Regions from separate parts of the Homo sapiens genome. Here region 1 is linked to region 2. Evidence: chromatin loops called from intact Hi-C (ENCODE). Cell type or tissue: natural killer cell. All regions are shown on one strand. Links, peaks and the distances in the headings refer to the core of each region. The heading gives the core; the rest is flanking DNA.

Region 1 (10,103 bases), core at 5,758-8,257, 1.3 Mb after region 2:
ATTGAGATCTAAAGAATTATTAGTCGGGCATGGTGGCTCACACCTGTAATCTCAACACTTTGGGAGGCTGAGATGGGAACCCTAGAGGTTGAGGCTGCAGTAAGCCATGATCACACTACTGCACTCCAGCCTAGATGACCAAGTGAGGCCCTGTCTCAAAAAAAAAAAAAAAAAAAGGCCAGGCATGGTGGCTCACGCCTATAATCACTTTGGGAGGCCAAGGTGGGCAGATCACGAGGTCGGGAGATCGAGAGACCATCCTGGCTAACACAGTGAAACCTTGTCTCTACTAAAAACACAAAAAATTAGCCGGGCATGGTGACACACACCTGTAGTCCCAGCTATTCAGGAGGCTGAGGCAGGAGAATAACTTGAACCCAGGAGGCAGAGGTTGCAGTGAGCAGAGATCGTGCCACTGCACTCCAGCCTGGGTGACAGAGCGAGACTCCGTCTCAAAAAAAAAAAAAAAAAATTACCAAATGTTATCTAGGTAAAGAGGAGTGTGAGGAATGTTCAAGGCGGAGGTAACAACATGTGTGCAAGGCCCTATGGCAGAGGAAGCATGGCAAGGACAAGAAAATGAGCATGCTATAAGAAGCTGGAGAGACACCATGTAGGACATTGATAGCCATTTTAAAAGGTTCTTTGGGAGGTAAATGAAGTTCTATTTGTGAAGCACTTTTAGCACAGAGTCTGGAACACAGTTCTATGGATTAGCTGTTGTTACTGTGGAAAGTAGATGAACAGAAAACGTATATAAGGAAATGCAGATTTAAAATAATCATGGAACATTTTAAGGCTCAGAAATCCAATGAATGAAATTAACATAATAAAGTACTATTTTATGCTAGTTATATCAGAAAAAAAGTCATGATTTTTACCTGATACAGTTTAAGTACAGAGGTTAAGAGGCTTTGAAAAAAAACAGACTGGTTTCAAATCCGGGCTTTTCCATTTCATGGGTAAAAATGAACATAATATTTTCCTCTTGGGGTAGTTGTAACGATTAAACGAGATCACGTACGGCAAAGCACTTAGCAGATTGCCTAGTACATAGTAAGTAGGCAAAATGTTTTCATCTTTTATTCTCTTTTATATTTATTAAGTCTAGCAAGGTGGTAGAGAAGATGATAAATTCATATATTGCAAATTAGAAAAACTCCTTTGGAAATACATTTGGTAATACTTAACCAATTAGATGCTAATAGTCTTTGACCCAGTAATAACATTTTTGGGGATCTAGCCTAAGGATTAATCCAAAAGAAGGGAAAAACCACATGGAAAAATATATTCATATTAGTGTTATCAATAATCATGAAAAACTAGAAATAACTGTTTAACAATGGAGAAATAAATTATTTGGGTATTACTATGTCTCAGGAAGTTTATATACTTATTATCTTCACAGCAGTTCTTCAAAGTGAATATTATTCCCACATTTTACTGACTTAATCCAAGGTCACATAGCTAATCATGGGCATAACTTAAATTCAAACCAAGATTTATATGACTCCAAAGTTTTTATGACTTCAGATGACAAAGCAAGACTACCTGAAATTGAAATTCAGTTCCACCACTTACTAGCTATGTGACCCTGAGCAAGTTAATTGACCTCTCTGTTTGTTTCCTCACCTATAAAATGGAAATGAAAACAGTACCTTCCTCAATGGAGCAAATGAGTTTATATATGAGTGTTTAGAACAGTGTCTGTAAGAGGTATAGAAGCATTCTCTATTATGATTATTATTCTTTCATTATAAAACCAGATGGACAGGCTGGGCGCGGTGGCTCACACCTGTAATCCCAGTACTTTGGGAGGCCAAGGCAGGCAGATCATGAGGTCAAGGGATCGAGACCATCCTGGCCAACATGATGAAACCCCATCTCTACTAAAAATACAAAAATTAGCTGGGTGTGGTGGCACACTCCTGTAGTCCCAGCTACTGGGGAGGCTGAGCCAGGAGAATAGCTTGAACCCGGGAGGTGGTGGTTGCAGTGAGCCGAGATCATGCCACTGCATTCCAGCCTGGTGACAGAGTGAGACTCCATCTCAAAACAACAACAACAACAACAACAACAACAAAACCCACATAGACAAATATATGTCCATGTGATGATGCTGCATCATCAACTATTAAAAATCATATACATTTTAATCAGCCTGATAATTTTGGTATAATGGTAAGTGAAAATATGAGAACACAAAATTGTATCTATGCTATAATTACAATAATATTAAAAATTTACATAAATGGACAAGAACTAGAAGATCCACAAAAAAAGCTATTGTTGGTTTTCATGTGTGTGTATGACAGGGTCCCACTCTGTCTCCCTGGCTGGTGTGCAGTGGTGCAATCTCAGCTCACTACACCCTCCACCCCCTGGGGTCAAGTGATCCTCCCACTTCAGCCTCCCAGGTAGCTGGGATTACAGGCATGTGCCACCACTTCTGGCTAATTTTTTATTTTTAGTGGAGACGGGGTTTCATCATGTTGCCCAGGCTTGTCTTGAACTCCTGGACTCAAGCCATCTGCTCGTCTCAGCCTCTCAAAGTGCTGGGATTACAGGCGCGAGCCACCTCACCTGGCCAAGATCCACAAAAAAAGTTTTGATTTGTTAGAATGTTGGTATTATGGTGAGTTTACTTTCTTTTAACTTTCAATAATATTGTTTTATAACAATAATAAGGAACGTTTGAAAATACCTTTAGAAATTTCAACAGTATAGTTGCATCCTGCTGTTTCTGCTGTGTAGAAACTATACTAACTATGTCCTTACCCTAAAACTTACCCTAAAACTAGGTCCTTTGAGAGACTCAGTGTCATTGGATGAAGTAGAACACTATTGGATAAGGATTAATGTTACAGCTCTGTAATAAGACAGATCTGAGTTAAATTTCATCTCTATGGCTGAACAGCTGAGTGAGCTTAGGCCAATTATTTAACTTCTCAGAGCTTCAGTTTCCTCATTTGTAAGTCAGAAATGACATTTGTAGCTATTTCACAGGGTTTTCTTAAGGAGTAGTAAATAAGAAAATGAATGTTGATGTTTCCTTGACCACCTCACCCAGACTATCACAATTATATTAAATATTTAATATAGCAATTAGTTGTTTAATGTCTGCCTCTCTAAGACATATCTATTGCCTTATAACATAAGCTCCACTAAAGCATGGAGCATTGCATTGCATTCCTAGCATCTAGGGCATTACTTTGCACACAATAAGCACTCAATGAATGTTTATATGAATGTATAAAAACCTTAGATGGGTGGTCAGTGGTAGTTTCAACTACAGAAAAGTTACTGAATTTAGTCCTGGCACAGGGAAAAGACATAAGCAGCATGGCACTGGCTTCAGCTGCCATTAACAGGACTGCCACATCCAATTATGAATACAGTCCTCTCACAGTATCTGTGGGGGACTGGTTCCAGGACCACCCCCTTCAATTACCAAAATCTGTGGATGCTCAAGTCCCTCATATAAAATGGCATAGTATTTACACATACTATACATGACCTCTTGTATATTTTAAATCATCTCTACATTACTTATAATACCTAATACAATGTAAATGCTAGATAAATTGTTGTTATGCTTTATATTTTTTATTTTTTGTTGTTGTGTTATTTTTGGTATTTTTTTCAAATATTTTTGATCCATAGTTGGTTGAATCCAAGGATGTAGAACTTGGGGATACAGACAGCCATCTGTATTGTTCTCTGTACAAAGATGTATGGCCAAGAAGGAAGTGGAGACTGAAATCTGAACCATGGACCTGGGGAGAGGGTAAAGGGGTTAGGATGCTCAGGGAATCTACCTGGAAATAGAGATGCCTTTTGATAATTCCCTTAAAGTTACCACCAGTTAAGTGAACAGTGGCCTTGTGTCACAGAATGAGTCCTCAAACCTCGGAAACATAAAATCCTGGGAGAATACATTAAGGGCTTAAGATGGGACACAGAACATGACCAGATGGAAAGCCCTCTGATTTAGTGGCAGTATTTACCTTGTCCAAGCAAGCAGTCTAGCCTCATTCACTACTCCTCTACTCCCCCAAAGCTCTCTATCTGGTGTCTCATCTGAAACCTTTAGATGGAGCTGAGAGGAAGACTCTATTTTTCCACTGGAGGACATGAGTCAGTGAACAGTGAGGTTACACTTAATCACTACCCAAAAACAAGGTCCTTAAAATCAGGAGCTAGAAAAGCAAGGAAGTGATTAATATAAAAGTCAGGATAGTGATTATCCCTTGGCCAGGGTAGGACAGGACAGGGGCAGATGGGTGTAGGGGACCTGATGGGGCATGGGTCTTCGGGGGTCTGACAGTTTCTTGACTTGGGTAGTGGTTGCACTGCTAATGGTTGCTTTATAATTATACTTAAATGTTTTATGTACTTTTCTAAATGTGTATTATATTGCACAATATTAAGCAGCTAAAAAAAACTATAACAAGTTTTTAAGCAGGGAAAAAATGACCAGATTTGGCTGGGCGTGGTGGCTCATGCCTATAATCCTAGTACTTTGGGAGGCTGAGGCGAGTGGATTACCTGGTTGGACAGACCAGCCTGGCCAACATGGTGGAACCTTGTCTCTACTAAAAATACAAAATTAGCCAGGCGTGGTGGCTCATGCCTGTAATCCCAGCTACTTGGGAGGCTGAGGCAGGAAAATCGCTTGAACCAGGGAGGTGGAGGCTGCAGTGAGCCGAGATGGTGTCATTGCATTCCAGCCTGGGTGACAAGAGCAAAACTTTGTCGCCCCCAAAAAAAAGACCAGATTTGTATGATTAAAAGATCACTTGGGTGTTGAACTGAAAATTGACTGAAGGTGGGGCAAGGCTAGAGGCAGAGAAGCCAGTTAGGAGGTAGCTGCTATATTTTGGTGAGAAATTATAATGACTTTAGCTGAGAAAAGGTAAAATATTAGGGATATAGTCTACATTTTTTTTTTTTTGAGACAGAAGTTCGCTCTTGTTGTCCAGGCTGGAGTGCAACAGCTCTATCTCAGTTCACTGCAACCTCTGCCTCCCGAGTTTAAGCGATTCTCCTGTGTCAACCTCTTGAGTAGCTAGGATTACAGGTGCCTGCCACCACGCCCAGCTAATTTTTGTATTTTTAGTAGAAATGGGGTTTCATTATGTTGGCCAGGATGGTCTCAAACTCCTGACCTCAGGTGATCCACCCGCCTCGGCCTCCCAAAGTGCTGGGTTTACAGGTGTGAGCCACTGCCCCCGGCCAGTCTACATTATTTTAAAAAACACAACCAAAATAAAACAGAGGCCGGCACTGCCCCTCAGCTCACTTTTTACATCTATGCCTTGGGTTACCTTGGCTTAGGAATTATAGTCCAGGGGCAGGGACATGTATACACATGTGCTAGAACTTCCTACTTATCTCCTTTCAGGTAACTCTACCAGAGGGGCTCAGACTGATCAGCCAGTGGCAGTGAGAGCACATTTTTCATAGTACCACAAGATTATCCATGTTGAGCTGACATCGGAGTTCCTATCATAATATCTAATCACTCAATAATATCTAATTACTCAAGACTTTCAGAGTGTTTTCACATCTGCTATCCGGTACCAGAGTGTTAGCTCCAGGAGGCAAAGGTTTTGGTTCTTTTTGTTCACCGCTGTATTTTTAGTGCTTAGAACTGAACTTGGTACATACTAAGTGCTCAATAAATGGTACTCAATAAATGACCACATTTAATGATTGTTATTGATATTTAATCATCACAACAATCCTGTGAGGATAGGTAGGACATGTATTATTATCCCCATTTTATAAGTTAGAAAACAGAGAGATTTAAGAACATGTCAAATACTTCATAATTTGGTGAAAAAAAATCATGATTTAATTTCAGGTTTGTACTTCAGTTCCCCTCTTTCCACCCATTTCTTCACAACTGAAGAGCTAAGGTTTAAAATTCTTATATCTCTGAAACGCCAGCTGTAAGCATTCTAAAATACATGATAGGTACTATTAGACACCCTATGTTATCTGATATCTCAGCTTGTAGGGTGAATGAGGCCTACCCAGCTGCCATTGCATCAATAATCACAGTTCTCTCAAAGGAGATTCACTGTTCTTCTGGGTAATCTAATCCACCCAACCTGAAGCTACCTTGTACTCATGTTTCTCTCCTTGACCTACACTTGTCTCTACTCTCCATCCTAGCCATTCCACTTCTCCAAGCAAAAGAAGTTAAGGAAGCCCTGTTATTGAAAAAACACATGTTATAATATATTTTTCATATGAAAAAGAAAAGAAAAATGATGGCCAGACATAGTGGTTCATGCCTGTAATCCCAGCACTTTGGGAGGCAAGATGGGAGGATTGCTTGAAGCCAGGAGTTCGAGACAAGCCTGGGCAAAAAAGCAAGGCTCGTATCTACAAAAAAGAAAAAAACAATTTTTTTTTAAATTAGCCAGGCATGGCGATACACACCTGTGGCCCCAGCTACTCAGGAGGCTGAGGCAAGAGAATCACTTGAGGCCAGGAGTTCAAGGCTACAGTGAGCTGTGGTTGCACTGCTGCACTCCAGCCTGGGTGACAGAGTAAGATTCTGAATCTTAAAAAAACAAACAACAACAACAAAAAAAACTGTGGCAGTGGGTAGTTTTGGTGCTCTTCAAAAACCTTTGTCAACCAAATAGAATCCCAGAGGGGAGGCTAAAAATGTAATATTGCATGAAAAGTTAACATTGGTCTCTTTCTTCTTAATATTAATTAAAATTAGTAATATAAAGCATAAACCACAACTTAGATACCTGGGGAAATCTGGATGTTCAATTAATATTAGTGTTTTTACATCTGGAGTTGTATATGTCTTCTGTAGGATTCCTAACCAAACTCCAAAGAACTAGCAAACAAAATATTAAAACCAGTAATTTTGAGAGAATACCTGAAATACATGCAAACCACTCAGAGAAGTCAAACTTTTTTTTTTCTGTCTTCCCCGCCAAGGTCTCATATTTACTTTATCCCAAGAGCAATTTGGTCTCGGAAAATTGGACCCCCATAGTCAGTTAAATAGTGTATGTAACTACCCTGAGAGGGTCACATACAGGACTCACCAGAAATTCATTGGCAAACTCCTCTTTAGTAATTTTCTTGCTTTGGGCCTCATCCAGGAACTTCTGCAGAATTTCTCTTTGGTCCATGCTGCAGAGCAAGAAAAATAGTCTATAAGTAGGTTGAGGGAGGGCATGTCAAATGTGTGTCATGGCCGAGACACCTCCAAAAAGCCACTGCTGCCGCCTGAGCAGAGCATGCTGAAGGCTGTGGTTTACTGACTTCATCACAAGCCCTAGAGGAAATTAGTACGTAACCACCTTCTGTGGTCACATAACACAGCCATCATCTCACTCCAGGGCCCTAGTGCCTTCCTTCTCAGCAAAGGAACCTGGTTACAATTCAAATTTTTAACAAACAAGAGGCTAACTAGAACGTAAAGTGTGGTCTGCTTAACTGAGATTATTCCATTCCATCACCCATATGCAAAACTCACCTTTCTTCTTGCCTCCCAGAGAAAGAACAGAATTACAGGTCTCCTGAATGAGTTCTGTCTCTCCCCATTTTCCCAGTGAGCACAAGGGCCAAGTTGACACCTTCTGTTTCCTTATGTCCCAAATGAACTCTGCAAAGTTCAGTTAGGCCCAGGAAAGAAGACAGACACTGTTTAGAGTGAGTGACATGTCTTCTACCCGGACTGTTCATCGAAAGGTTTCTTGTCAGTGTGATCAATGAGAAACTTCTGTTCATCACAGAAGGTATTTTTATTCATAACTTTTAAGTCTGCTATATATACCTCAAACTCCCTTTTGAATGAAGCAAAGTCAGATGCTTCTGACAGTCTGTGTCTCTCCCAGGACTGGGGAAGTGCTGACCTCCATTAAGGGAAGTGTTGATTTCAGCACCTCTTCAACCCTCCCAGTAACCTTTGAAGCTTCACTTGGGTTCTGGATATAAAGACTAAGAGTGTTGGTCTATATAGGATCTAGAGCAAGTGGCCCCCACAAGGAGCACCTGACCAGACAGTTAGCTCAATACCCTGCATATGTAATGCTGGTAAACTGTGATGGAACAAAAAGAAAGTAAAATCAACCACCTTGCTGACAACATTGTAACTTTTAGGGCAGAAAGCCTGAAGAACTGTTTCTAAAGAACACATTTCTACTCTGCAACCAATGTCTTAGGAAATAAATTTGTTTCAGGAAGTTATGCTGTGCCTGTGGCATTTTGGCCCTGAAAGGCAGGCTCTTCTAGAAAAACTTTCCACATTTGAGCTTGCATAACCTCTCAATGGGTACAAGTCTACCCAAGTGCCTAATTCAGTGTGAGAACATCCAAAAATCAGTATATCATCTTTATTGAAGGCAGAAGTTCAACAAATGTTAACAAAATTAGTCTTGATCCTGAAGAAAACTGGGAAATGTGTTGTTAGGACTTCCTCTATTTAAGATATTAGCAATCCTTTCTGTTTTGCAACATTATTCAAACTTCCTTCAGGATATCATGATTCTGAACACTGCTTAATCTGAACATTAAAGATACTGCATGCTCTTTACTAAGTACTGCAAAAAAAAAAGAAAGATCATCGAGATATCTTGGTTATAGACAACTTAAAGACAATATTTCAAATTAAGAAACTCAATCCCAGTATACATAAATTAAAATAAACCCTCATTCTTCAGCAATATTTGTTAGGAATAGTATATTTCTTAAATTATCCCCATCTAGAATTAAGAGAGAATTTCTTGCTGCTCTAAGTAACGTGATGTTTACTTTGGCTATTTTAAAACATAAAATATGGGAAATCTTTGATTTATAAAAATACAAAATTTCAAGTTTGTAATAACTAAAACCATGTAAAAGTGTGTACATAGTTAAAGACTAAAAGAAGCAAAAAAGAATCAATTGTGTAAGTTTGCTTTCTAAAATTATCATAATTTTAGAATTATGATAAAGTTTGCTTTCTAAAATTATCATACCGTTTTTAAAATTAGAAATAAACATTTAAAAATCCATTAAGTTGTTCAACAAATTTATTGAGTACCCACTAAATTCTAAACATTGTCTTAGGAGATTGGCATACAACACTGAGAAAGCCAGAATATGGTAAAAACAAAACAAAACAAAACAAAAACATCCTTAGCCAGTTAATAAAGCAACTCAGAACTAAAGATACAGACATGATTACTGATAAAAATTAAAACACTCCTTAGGTAACTTTGGGAAAGAAAATAAAAATAAAAACATTCCAAACTAACTTGCTTAATTGCAGAGTAGCAAAGCATAATCCTAAAAGGAAAATGATTTTCTATGTTTGGACAAAGAAGATAATATAGTTTTATAATTTCTCTGTACCCTTAGAATGTCCTCAATTACACAAAACTAGAACTTTATTAATTTTTATTAATTGATGAGGCAAACCTGCCTAATAAAATTTAAATCTATTTTTCTCAAGCCTATATTTCAGCACAATCTCTTACTAACTTTCTTGTTTCTTCTTAATGAGGGAGAAGACAGAAATAAATAGGAGATAACAAAAAAAATTTTGCTTAGATGCCTCCATAGTCCCTTTCCTCAAAATCTAAGAATCTGTAAATAGTGTCTTGGCAGAACTTCACACTTTTTTAAAAAAGCAAGCAGCAATCTATTCTACTGTAAACCCAAAAGGTATAGAGACATTGTGAAATAACCAAACCCCCAAAACCCACTTAGCTACAAGGCCATTTCCTGAGCAGACCACTCAAGCAAGCAAAAAACAAACTGAAGAAGAAAACAAAAAACTTTAATTATTTTTTTTGTTTTGGGTTTTTTTGTTTGTTTGTTTGTTTTGTTTTGAGACAGGGTCTTGCTATGTTACCCAGACTAGTCTGGAACTCCTGGGCTCAAGTGATCCTTCCACTTCAGACTTCCAAGTAGCTGGAGCTATTATTTTTTTTTTAAAAAAATAAGCTACTACTTAATTTATCACACTTCCTTCTACAGAGCACAATGCTTTTTGATGAAGATTGTGTTGACTCATTTGTATCTTGCGGGAAGATAAAGAGCTGGGGAGGGGAAACAAGACATGCAGTAAAGGTTGGCAAATA
Region 2 (6,885 bases), core at 4,184-6,683:
TCTAGTGGTAAGCTATTGAACAAATGAGGCATTTGGAATATTATGGAATTAACTCATTTGTATTATTACTATATGGTTATTACCTATCCCAGTGAAAGGAACAATAATCCAAAATATTCATTTTGGCCCAGGAGCGATGGCTCACACCTGTAATTCCAACATTTTGGGAGACTGAGGTGGGAGGATCACTTGAGCCCAGGAGTTCGAGACCAGCCTGGGCAACATACTGAGACCTCATCTCTATTAAAATAATAATAATAATAATTGTATTTGGCTTTGTAAATTTTCCTTTCCTAATTATGTATCATTAAAAATATTTGCTTTCTAGCTGGCCAGGCTCAGTGGCTCACGCCTGTAATCCTAGCACTTTGGGAAGCCGAGGCAGACAGATCACCTGAGGTCGGGAGTTCAAGACCAGCCTGGCCAACATGGTGAAACCCATCTCTACTAAAAATACAAAAATTAGCTGGGTGCAGTGGTACATGCCTGTTATTTCAGCTACTTGGGAGGCTGAGGAAGGAGAATCACTTGAACCCAGGAGGCAGAGGTCGCAGTGAGCTGAGATTGCACCACTGCACTCTAGCCTGGGCTACAGAGACTTCGTCTCAAAAAAAAAAAAAAATGCTGGGTATGGTGGCTCACGCCTGTAATCCCAGAACTTTAGGAGGCCAAGGTGGGCAGATCATGAGGTCAAGAGATTGAGACCATCCTGGCCAATATGGTGAAACCCCATCTCTACTAAAAATACAAAATATTAGCCAGGCATGGTGGTGCATGCCTGTAGTCCCAGCTACTCGGGAGGCTGAGGCAGGAGAATCATTTGAACTTGGAAGGAGAGGTTGCAGTGAGCCGAGATCGCACCACTGCACTCCAGCCTGGCAACAGACAAGATTCTGTCTCTAACTAAATAAATAAATAAATTTGCGATTACTCGACACAAATAGAGGAACAGTCTACAATAAAAGTATGACAATGGAATATCCATCCATGAAGAGCTGAGACTTTGATGCCTTTTTAAGTATACTGAAAAAAATTTTTTTTCCTACTTTTCTCTCTTGGCAGAGATGGCTGTTTCTGTTCTCTCCTTTATTAGTCATAAGATTCCCTGATTTGCTGGGCGTATATATATATATACACTGAGAAAATGATGAAAATTTCTAGCCTTCCTTATAGCTAGTAATGGCCATATGAAACAGACCTGACCAGTAGGAAGTAAGGTGAAATAGTATGTAACATTTCTGAGAATAGTCCTTGGCTTCTGTGGGGTGGAGTAGAGGGAAGTAGTGACCTTACCCCGGATTTCTTTCCTTCCTACTGATTGGAATGTGGATATGATGGCTGAAGCAAGAGCAACAGTCTTACACGACAAAGTAAAAACTACATTTGGAGATGGCAGGCTAACAAAATAGAAGGGGTCTGGGTATCTGATGATTATTGTTTTCCATACTAGCCATGGACTAACTATATTAACATGAAAGACAAATTTCTGTGTCTTGGTCCATTTGGACTGCTATAACAAAATATCACAAACTGCGTAGATTATAAACAGTATAAATTTATTTTTAACAGTTCTGGAGGCTGGGAAGTCTATGACCAAGGTACCAACAAATTTGGTGTCTGGTGAGGGTCTGCTTTCTGGTTCACAGACGGCGCCTTCTCGTGGTGTCCTCCCACGGTAGAAGTGGCAAGCAGCTCTCTGGGGTCTCTCATAAGGGCATTCATCACATCCCTGAGGGCACTGCCCTCATGACCTGATCACCTCCCAAAGACCCTACCTCGTAACATCACATTGGTGATTAGAATTTTGGGGGAAACACAAACATGCACACCACAGCACTCTGCTGTTTTGAGTTTTCTATCTCCCAGAGCCAAACTCAATCTTAAATACACAGCTCTGAAAACACATTAGAAAAGTAGTCACCTGACAAATTCTGTCTGCTGGTTTCATTTTCTCTGTTCCTCGAAGGAGAACCTGGTTCTGAAATGCTGCTCTCTGTTCCTCCCATCAGTGGTTGCAAATGGCTTACAGATACTTGCTCAATAAAAGATGTGCCATGCTTATGGAAGTACCACCATTCAAATATCTATGACAAACAGAAAATATCCTGCACTTAGAATCGATCAGCAGATACATGAGCTCAAATTAAAACATTCTCTCAAGATGTCCTGTTCAATTCAGCATTTTAAATGCACTCTCCTTTCAAAAAGAAAAAAACATACAAACACAAGATTCACCAATAACATGTCACGTAAAAGTGAAATACATTTTTTATAGTTCCGTCATAAAATTTAGACAAGCTTAAGCAAAACTAGGCATATGTAATAAAGCATTAAAAACAGAAAGAAGCATTTTAATCTATAAGTAATTTAACTCTGTTAAGTTACATTGTCATTTTATTCTATCTGCAGCATAAACAGTTTTCAAATAATAAGCATAGTGGATGAACAGACTAGACTAGCATCAGCATGCCCATGTTTTAACTCCCAAATCAGTCATTTATTAGCTGTGTGCTGTGGGCAAGTCACTTAATCTCTTAATATCTCAGAGCCTCAGCTAAATGTGGTTAACAAGAATTATAAGAAAGTGCTTTCTGAAGCAAAAAGTACTACTCTGGTATTTGGCAAAATTATTAATAAAGGTTAAGGTCAAGTTGATTCCCATATTGAACCATTTAAAAATCAGGATATTCATTTCTTTCTATTTCCATGGTTTATCACTGATATAAAAAGAGAAACCAGGCCAGACACGGTGGTTCACGTCTGTAATTCCAGCACTTTGGGAGGCCAAGAAGTCCCAAAAGAGGGATCCTCAAGAAGAATCGCTTGAGCCCAAGAATTCTAGACCAGCCTGGACAAAACAGTGAGACCTCATCTCTACAGAAAAATATAAAAATAAAATATTAGCTGGGTGAGGTGGTGCATGCCTGCAGTTCCAGCTACTCAGGAAGTTGAAGTGGGAGGATCTCTTGAGCCCAAGGAGGTCAAGGCTGCAGTGAGCTGAGATTGCACCACTGCCCTCCAGCCTGGGCAATAGAGTGAGACCCTGTCTCAAAAAAAAAAAAAAAAAAAAAAAAAGTCACCTGACAGACTAGTCTTCTGCCAAATGTAGTGGATACATGTATTACTTTAAAGAATAAACAAAGCATATGCACAACTAAGAGATTTTAATCTTTTTATTTCCTTTTTTTAAAATGTTTTGAGATAGGATCCCACTGTCACCAGGCTGGAGTACAGTGGCATGATCACAGCTCACTGAAACCTTGACCTCCCTGGGCTCAGGTGATCATCCCACCTCAGCCTCCCGTGTAGCTAGGACTACAGGCATGTGCCACCATGCCCAGCTAATTTTTATGTTTTTTGTAGGGACAAGGTTTTGCCATGTTGCCCAGGCTGGTCTCAAATTCCTGGGCTTAAGCGCTCTGCCCTCCTTGGCCTCACAAAGTGCTAGGATTATGGGTGTAAGCTACCATGACCGGCCAGATTATAATATTTTTGAAAACTATTTTACTATGACCACAAACAGAACCCATCACAAAAAAATCAGCATTTTCAAATCTGTAGGAATGTTATTTTTTTGCTTCAGTAAATAACAGAACAAATATGCTACATAGGTGCCAAAAGTATAGTCATGTTGGGGCCCGCTGACTACATGCCACAACGTTTATAGGAAAGTGTGAGAAAATCATGGTGCAGCATTTTTTCTATCATGTCACTAATGTTTTATGCTCAGTCTAAAATGGTATCTCTTTCTGCTCACTCTTAAGTTAGCAAGAATTACCACCAAATGAGGCCATGGTTTGACTTCTACCATATATTTTACTAAGAAGTGAGATAAAACTTCTTTACACAAGCAGAAACTGTTCATGTGACAGAAAAGGTTTATATTGAATAAATCTTGGCTAAGAAAATTGGATAGGGCCAGGCACGGTGGCTCATGCCTATAATCCCAACACTTTGGGAGGCTGAGGTGGGAGGATCACTTGAGGCTGGGAATTTGAGATTAACCTGGACAACATAGTGAGACCCCATCTCTACAAAACATAAAAAAAATGAGCCAGGTGTGAGGGTGTGTGCCTGTAGTCCCAGCTACTTTGGAGGCTGAGGTGGGAGGATTGCTTGAGTTCAGCAGGTCAAGGCTGCTGTGAGCTGTGATTGTACCACTTCACTCCAGCCTGGGTGACAGAGTAAAACACTGTTTCGAAAAAAAAAAAGAGAAGATAAGTACCATCAAGGGCAACAACAACACACTTCCCTTCACCATACAAAGTGCAGGTGGGTTTTCTAATGAATGAGTATGAAGTTAGGGGCTTTTTTCAACTTTTGAGTCAACTTTTTAACACAAATGAACAATGGTAATAATAACTGCAAATACTTATCAAAAGCTTTCTATGAGCCACACATTATGCCAATCCTTGACATGCATTATGTCATTTAATTTTTATAACAACTGATTTTAGAGATGAGGACACACATTCCAAATTTAAATAACAGTTCACATCACTGGTAACTGGCAGAGCTGGGATTCTTATTCAGGTTTGCCTGACTTCGGAGCTTCCAACCATTACACCAGACTGATTCATAAATATATCTCTTTATACATGTATATGTGATTATATGTATATACAAGTTTGTTAAATCCAGGTGGTAAAAGAAATTATAAACACAACAACCTTTGCTAATAAAAACCCATCAACATTGCAAGGGTAATAATACAGTTTAACCTTTAAAATGTTACTTGAATTTCCTAATTTGTGTATATTTAAAATGCGGTTTTATAAAGAGTAACAAAAGGTTTTTTTGGGTTTTTGTTGTTGTTGTTTTGTTGTTGAGACAAGGTCCACTCTGTTGCCCGGGCTGGAGTGCAGTAGCATGATCACAGCTCACCACAGCCACGATTTCCTGGGCTCAAGCAATCCTCCCACCTCAGTCTCTGAAGTAGCTGGGACTACAGGAATGCGCCACCACAACGCGCTAAATTTTTAAAATTTTATACAGAGACCAGATCTTGTTCATTTGTCCAGGCTGCTCTTGAACTCCTGGCCACAAGCAATCCTCCTGCCTCAGCCTCCCACAGTGTTGGCAGTACAGACACGAGACACCACACCTGGCCACAAAAAGTTTTTTACAAGGTTTTAGACATCATATATATAAGTTATCCCCCTCTTATAAATGAGGAAATTATAGCTTAGACAGTTTATGTAGCTTGCCCAAAATTATCAGCTAGTAAGTGGCAGAGTTAAGATTCAAAATTTTATCTTCTGGTTCCCAAACCAGAGCTTTTTCCACTATATCAGCTGCTTAATATTGATAGTTTCTTTAAAACAAACAAACAAAAACCATATTAAATAGAGACAGGGTCTTGTTGTTGCCCAGGCTGGTCTCAAACTTCTGGCATTAAGGGATTCTCCCACTCCATCCTCCCAAAGTGTTGGGATTACAGGTGTAAGCCACCGTGCCTGGCTTAAAGACAGTTTATCGTCTTTACTTAGACTTTTGTATGCTATGGACTAAACATGCTAAAATATGCTTATGTTAAATTATGAGGCTTATATTAACATGTAGTTTTAATCCTGAATTCCTCAATAGCTTCTATTTTTTTTAGCCAAGAGAAAAATCTCGTTCTTGTTTGGCATTTCACTTTAACAAAATGGTCTGTATTTAGTCCCTATTTAAAAAAATAGATCCAATACAAATGCTATTTCTACTACAGCTGGAGAGCACCACCTAGAGATAAAAAAAAGAACAGGCTGGGCATGGTGGTTCACGCCTGGAACCTTAGCACTTTGGGAGGCCGAGGAGAATGGATCGTTTATGCCCAAGCGTCTGAGACTACCCTGAACAACACAGTGAGACTCTGTCTCTACAAAAAATAAATAAAAATTTAAAGGGAAGAGAAAAATTTATTGGCTATGCATGGCATAAAACTTCTTAAGATTTTTATCTGCAGCAGTATTGTTCCAAAGTGTACACTAGTAAACATGACATCCTAGGGATGTTAACGTGAATTATAAAAAATATTTTATTTTTTTTAAATTAAAAATATCTTCTTCAAGGAAAAGTTGAATTAAAGTTAAACAGTTTTGTTGTTTTTGTTTTTTGAAACAGAGTCTTGCTCTGTCACTCAGGTTAGAGTGCAGTGGCACCATCTTGGCTCACTGTAACCTCTCCCTCCAGGGTTCAAGTGATCCTCCCACCTTGGCCTCTCCAGTAGCTGGGACTATAGGTGCGCCACACACGCCTAATTTTTGTATTTTTTTGAAGAGACAGGGTTTTTCCATGTTTCCCAGGCTGGTCTCGAACTCTATCACCCCACCTCGGTCTCCCAAAGTGCTAGGATTACAGGTATGAACCACTGTATCAGGCCAAACAGGTTTCTTAATTGTGAGAATTCTCAGAATAATGGCCAAAATTCATTAAGTGTACATTCTGAACCAGCTATCATGTTATAAACTTACAACATTATCTGATTTACTCTTCATAATCCTATAAAGTTCATGCTATTAACTGCCAGTTAACAGATGAGGAAACTGGGGCTTGAAAAAACTGTAAGTTGAATTCATGACACATAAATTTTAGTCTTCCCAATGTTGCCAATATTAAAATGCTGTAGTCAGACATGGTGGCACATGCCTGTAATCCCAGCTACTAGGGAGGCTGAGACGGGAGGATGGCTTGAGCCCAGGAGTTAAGGCCACAGTGTGCTATAATGGTGCCTGTGAATATCGACTGTACTCTGGCCTGGGCAACGTAGTGAGACTCCATCTCAATTTTTTTTTAATGGGCAAATTTTATATAAAAACTGTATGTCCAGGTTCTACTTATTTATTCATTCATTTTTGAGAAAGGGTTTCTCTCTGTCGCCCAGGCTGGAGTGCAGTGGCAAGA

What was found. A loop is a pair of places that touch in the nucleus more often than their neighbours do. Peaks named below come from ENCODE experiments on the same cell type or tissue, not always from the same donor. Only the 100,000 strongest peaks of a DNase experiment are listed, where the experiment ranks them.
Region 1: it touches region 2 in a loop (7-fold over the local background); 4 of 110 quality-filtered maps call a loop at or near these places.

What each region holds. Positions count from the first base shown.
Region 1 is chr1:113,864,458-113,874,560 of GRCh38, forward strand. PTPN22 (protein tyrosine phosphatase non-receptor type 22) reads right to left here and starts at 7,255. Exons shown (of 21, transcript NM_015967.8): 1 at 7,080-7,255. The coding sequence starts at 7,166. All of the region lies in intron 3 of AP4B1-AS1 (AP4B1 antisense RNA 1), which reads left to right. RefSeq lists enhancers at 6,393-6,442, 7,001-7,260. In natural killer cell, for the core only: no CTCF peak of the experiment used is centred there; DNase peaks (open chromatin) are centred at 6,524, 7,294 and 8,014; H3K4me3 peaks cover 1,575 bases; H3K27ac peaks cover 2,445 bases.
Region 2 is chr1:112,608,920-112,615,804 of GRCh38, forward strand. It overlaps ST7L (suppression of tumorigenicity 7 like), which reads right to left. Exons shown (of 15, transcript NM_017744.5): 3 at 1,922-2,084. Among named protein-coding and RNA genes, the nearest start is that of ST7L, 6.8 kb to the right of the region's middle. In natural killer cell, for the core only: a CTCF peak has its summit at 5,741; a DNase peak (open chromatin) is centred at 5,742.